2 separate regions of the Homo sapiens genome follow, and region 1 is linked to region 2. Evidence: read pairs that join two places in POLR2A ChIA-PET (ENCODE). Cell type or tissue: PC-3. All regions are shown on one strand. Links, peaks and the distances in the headings refer to the core of each region. The heading gives the core; the rest is flanking DNA.

The links. Peaks named below come from ENCODE experiments on the same cell type or tissue, not always from the same donor. Only the 100,000 strongest peaks of a DNase experiment are listed, where the experiment ranks them.
Region 1: POLR2A ChIA-PET joins it to region 2 with 5 read pairs; 2 of 35 experiments call an interaction of 5 or more read pairs at or near these places.

The regions. Positions count from the first base shown.
Region 1 is chr3:67,037,583-67,040,499 of GRCh38, reverse strand. No RefSeq gene overlaps it. Among named protein-coding and RNA genes, the nearest start is that of KBTBD8, 41 kb to the right of the region's middle. In PC-3, for the core only: no CTCF peak of the experiment used is centred there; no DNase peak of the experiment used is centred there.
Region 2 is chr3:66,269,701-66,272,617 of GRCh38, reverse strand. The region is part of intron 5 of SLC25A26 (solute carrier family 25 member 26); the gene reads right to left. Among named protein-coding and RNA genes, the nearest start is that of SLC25A26, 50 kb to the right of the region's middle. In PC-3, for the core only: no CTCF peak of the experiment used is centred there; no DNase peak of the experiment used is centred there; H3K27ac peaks cover 1,241 bases.

The DNA of each region.
Region 1 (2,917 bases), core at 222-2,721, 770 kb before region 2:
CTACAGTTCTCATAACTTCCAAAATCTATTTTCTTCCTCACATCTGACACATATACTTTCTGACCCCTCCACTACCTCTCAACAAGCCGAACTCATTGCCTTAACTTGAGCCCTCACTCTTGCAAAAGGACTACACATCAATATTTATACTGACCCTAAATATGCCTTCCATATCCTGCACCACCATGCTGTTATATAGGCAGAAAGAGGTTTCCTCACTATGCAAGGGTCCTCCATCATCAATGCCTCTTTAATAAAAACTCTTCTCAAGGCTGCTTTACTTCCAAAGGAAGTTGGAGTCATTCACTGGAAGAGCCATCAAAAGGCATCAGATCCCATTGCTCAGGGCAATACTTATGCTGATAAGGTAGCTAAAGAAGCAGCTAGCTTTCCAACTTCTGTCCCTCACGACCAGTTTTTCTCCTTCTCATCAGTCACTCCCACCTACTCCCCCACTGAAACTTCCACCTATCAATCTCTTCCCATACAAGGCAAATAGTTCTTAGACCAAGGAAAATATCTCCTTCCAGCCTCACAGGCCCATTCTATTCTGTTGTCATTTCATAGCCTCTTCCATGTAGGTTACAAGCCACTAGCCCATCTCTTAGAACCTCTCATTTCCTTTCCATCGTGGAAATCTATCCTCAAGGAAATCACTTCTCAGTGTTCCATCTGCTATTCTACTCCTCCTCGGGGATTGTTCAGGCCCCCTCCCTTCCCTATACATCAAGCTCAGGGATTTGCCCCTGCCTAGGACTGGCAAATTAATTTTACTCACATGCCCTGAGTCAGGAAACTAAAATGCCTCTTGGTCTGGGTAGAAACTTTCACTGGATGGGTAGAGGCCTTTCCCACAGGGTCTGAGAAGGCCACCACGGTCATTTCTTCCCTTCTGTCAGAAATAATTCCTCAGTTTGGCCTTCCCACCTCTATACAGTCCAATAACGGACAGGCCTTTACTAGTCAAATCACCCAAGCAGTTTTTCAGGCTCTTGGTATTCAGTGGAACCTTCAGACCCCTTACGGTCCTCAGTCTTCAGGAAAGGTAAAATGGACTAATGGTCTTTTAAAAACACACCTCACCAAGTTCAGTTTCCAACTTAGAAAGGACTGGACAATACTTTTACCACTTGCCCTTCTCAGAACTTGGGTCTGCCCTCAGGATGCTACGAGGGTACAGCGCATTTGAGCTCCTGTATGGACACTCCTCTTTTTTAGGCCCCAGTCTCATTCCAGACACCAGCCCAACTTGGACTGCACCCCAAAAACTTGTCATCCCTACTGTCTTCTGTCTAGTCATACTCCTATTCACTGTTCTCAACTACTCATAAATGTCCTGCTCTTGTTTACACTGCCTGTTTACACTGTTTCTCCAAGCCATCACAGCTAATATCGCCTGGTGCTATTCCTAAACTGCCACTCTTAAAGTGGATAGATGATCTTTGCTGACAGGGTACACTCCAATACTTTCATCCAATGAAGTCCTATTCTTTACTTTTATACTCACTCTTATTCTCATTCCCATTCTTATGCCACCCTCTACCTCTCCCCAGCTGTCTCCACCACACTATCAATCTCACTCACTGTCTCCTAGCTGTTTCTAATCCTTCTTTAAAAAACAATTGCTGGCTTTGCATTTCTCTTTCCTCCAAAATCGCCAAAGCCTCAACTTACTCACTGCTAAAAAAAGGGGACTCTGTAGATTTTTAAATGAAAAGTGTTGTTTTACCTAAATCAGTCTGGCCTGGTATATGACAACATAAAAAAAACTCAAGGATAGAGCCCAAAAACTTGCCAACCAAGCAAGTAATTACACTGAACCCCCTTGGGCACTCTCTAATTGGGTGTCCTGGGTCCTCTCAATTCTTAGTCCTTTAATACCTGTTTTTCTCCTTCTCTTATTCAGACCTTGTGTCTTTCATTTAGTCTCTCAATTCATCCAAAACTGTATCCAGGCCATCACCAATCATTCTAAATGACAAATGCTCCTTCTAATAACCCCACAATATCACCCCTTACCACAAAATCTTCCTTCAGCTTAATCTCTCCCACTCTAGGTTCCCATGTCGCCCCTAATCCCGCTTGAAGCAACCCTGAGAAACATCACCCTTTCTCTCTCTATACCACCCCCCAAAAATTTTCACTGCCCCAACACTTCAATACTATTTTATGTTATTTTTCTTATTAATATAAGAAGACAGGAATGTCAGGCCTCTGAGCCCAAGCTCAGCCATCGTATCCCCTGTGACCTGCACATATACATCCAGATGGCCTGAAGCAAGTGAAGAATCATAAAAGAAGTGAAAATTGCCAGTTCCTGCCTTATCTCATGACATTCCACCATTGTGATTTATTTTTGCCCCAACTTAACTGAGCGATTATTCTTGTGAAATTCCTTCTTCTGGCTCAGAAGCTCCCCCACTGATCACCTTGTGACCCTCGCCCCTGCCTGAAAGAGAAAAACCTTCTTTGACTGTAATTTTCCATTACCCACCCAAATCCTATAAAATGGCCCCAACCCTATCTCCCTTTGCTGACTCTCTTTTCAGACTCAGCCCGCCTGCACCCAGGTGATTAGAAAGCTTTATTGCTCACAGAAAGCCTGTTTGATGGTCTCTTCACACAGACGCACGTGACATATACAAGCAACTATAAATATGTATTCTTAATGTCCTCCTTTTTATACACAAGGTGGCATACTAAGACAATATTTTACACTTTGCTGTTTTCACTCCATAACATATCTAGGAGTTCTTCCTATGTCAATACATACGAAACTCTCATTTTTTTTTTGATAGCAGCATAGCATTCCATTATATGAATCAAACATGGTTTATCAACTAACTGGTCCCTACAAATGACATTTAAAGTGTTTCTTTTTTTTTTTTTTTTTTTTTTTTTTTTTGCTATTTCAAAT
Region 2 (2,917 bases), core at 118-2,617:
GAGGTCCCTCAGAGAAGGGGCATGTAAACTAACACCTAGATAAAGGAAAATCACGCAAACGTGATAATATGCACTTACAAGCCACAGTTCTTCATGAACACTTCCATCAACACAGATTCCTTACACTTGCTTATTTCCTCTAATTAATTTATTTTTAATATCATGTAGACTTCCAGTTTCCCCAAACTCCTGGCACTAACGCCTATCTAAAGGCTTAAAGACTACAGATATAAATATGGATTACTCATTTTAAATACATATTTTCCTCCCCAGAAAAAATTTATCTGTTTATAAAATGTAAAATACACAGCTCACCATAAAGGTTAAGTTCATGGATTCTGGAGTCCTCTGATCTCTCCCTTACTGGTATGAGACCCTGGGCCAACCACAAACTTACCAAGCTTTAGTTTCTGTCAAGTAGGGATCGCATTTTGGGCTGCTGTGAGGATTATGTGAAATAATGTATGTAAACAACTTAGCACAGTGACTGGAACATTTTAAGTACTTGGTAAATGTAAACAGTTTATTTCCATCTAAAATGACACACATTTTTTAGGTGTTTACATATGAATATATCAATATAAGAAGTATTCTCAGATTTTAACTTTAAAATCAAAACTACATATAAAAGTAAATAAATCAGAAGTAAATTCATGTCTTCAATTTCAGTGAGACCACCAAATAATTTTTAAAGATGAGTTTCTACACTAGTGCCCAAAAGAACAAAGGTGGCAGAAAAAGAAAACGAACAGACATTTCCATTTACAGAGGAGAATGACCAAAAAAAAAAATAGTGGTACAGACAATTACTCATGGATCTTAACAACGATGGATGCCCACATGTGGGCTGAAGCTAGAGATGTATGAAATGGTCTTCTTTCTGAAGAGATGAAACTTTAGCTGGAAGGGTTTGAAGGGACAGAATACGGCAGATCCTATGGGGTGACTCAGTAACGGTAGTACCACTGCCCCCAGTCCACCCTTTGCCTGACTTCATCTACTACAGTGAAAAGCTACATACTCAACTTCCCAATCCCCACGCAACTCATAAAGGCCCTGAGATACCATCTGTCCCAGGAAAGTTTTTGTTTTCGAGATAAACAAAAGGACAGATAAAGTTAGTACTGCCTCATGCCCTTCCCCTTCTTCATAGTTCTGGAATAGAACTATGATGCCTGAAAGCAGAACAGCCATTTTGTGACCATGAGTCAATTAGCCAGAGCATTAAAGTTAGCCAGGCAAAATGAAAGAGACTGGATTCTCCTTGCCCTCATCTAACCAGTACACCAGCCTTAGAATGATCATCTTCAGATTTCTTGTTACAAAAGGGAAAAACAGAAAACTTTTTTGGTGAAACCATTGTAGTCAAATTTTCTGTTATTTGAAGCCTAAATGCAATCCAAATGGACTCACGAAGACGAAGAAAGATGACATTTCACATGGGATGAAAACCACAAAGGAACAACAACAAAGAGCTACTTCAACACTATGGTTTATGGTCACAACGTTTAAATAAAGAATTAACAGATAATTTCCACCTGTATCCAATAGCTTCCAATGTGTTTACAGTGAAGCATCATATTATTGCATTTACATCCCATAAACCATACACACAGGAACTGGTGCCCCTTCAGGACAACATGGCCAACATGCAACAATGGAAATATGTAGCATTTTCAAGTCACTTCACAGCGTAAATGAAATTTGTCCAAGGAATGAAAAAAGTAAATAGCAGCTGGTTTCATGTAAACGAAACATGAGAAACTATGCACTGAAGGGCTAGAGTAATACTTCCACATTAAGATAATTTTACTCAATTGTTCTTCCTAAAAATATTTGCTTATTTAAGAGATGATGAAAAACTAAAGGCTAAAGTCCAGGTTTGAGGAGTAATAATTTTAGGTTCTTGAATTAAAGAATGAATCAAATGAACCAGCATTCATTCTTCATAGAACATCTCTACGGTAAAGTTATAATAATGTAAATGCAATTAAGTGACTCATTTTATAAACCTCTATGATAAAAGAGGAAATTTCATTTTCATTTGTTTAATATTTCCATCAAAAAGAATGTCTCATTACACATTTACTGAAAGCCTGAATAATAAAACAATGGACAACTTCCAAGAGCAAACAGGGATTTTTTTCTTTTCCCATGAAGCTAGCATTATGGAATTTTAACAGATGTTCTATTTGGTCATAGTTAATAAAATGAATTATGTAGGATTAAAATAGGGTTCAATATGTTTGCATTGGATTTTAACTGAAAAACAATTTCACATTAGAAGTTTGGAAAGATTTTGAATCATTTTTTTTCCTTTTCAGTAGAAGTGCTAAGATGAAGAAAGTAAATGAATAATTATAGCACTTACTGCTTTTCCAATAAAACCAGACTTATAAAAACTACTTTTTCAAGGTTTAAGAAGACTGAAATCTTAGAAAAGTATATACGCTTTGGTATTTCATCACCTGTCTCATGCAAAGATCATAGTAATGTAGTATATCAAAAGCCTGATTCACTACCCTACATAACTCCAAGCCCCCTTAGAGCTCCCTCACCTTTCTGAAATGATCATGACGTCAGGCAGCATCTGAACAAAAATAAGTCAAACTTAAAGCAGTGAAAAACGACAAGTATTCACTGAGTGCTCACTGTGTAGAAGATATTATGCTAGAGCCTGGGCATCCTACAAGGAGGTAAAAACCCAGTGGCTGTTTTCAAGAGGATTTACACGCTATCTGGAAAGATAAGGAACAACCCAACTATAAGGACAAACTGAAAGAGAACAAGGTAAATCAAAGAAAACAATTTCACACAAACATACACAGAGACAGATACACAGCACTGATACAAGAAGGGGGAAAATTCTCCCTTATGAGCTAGGACTATTTTTTTTCTCTTTTACAATCATGATAAG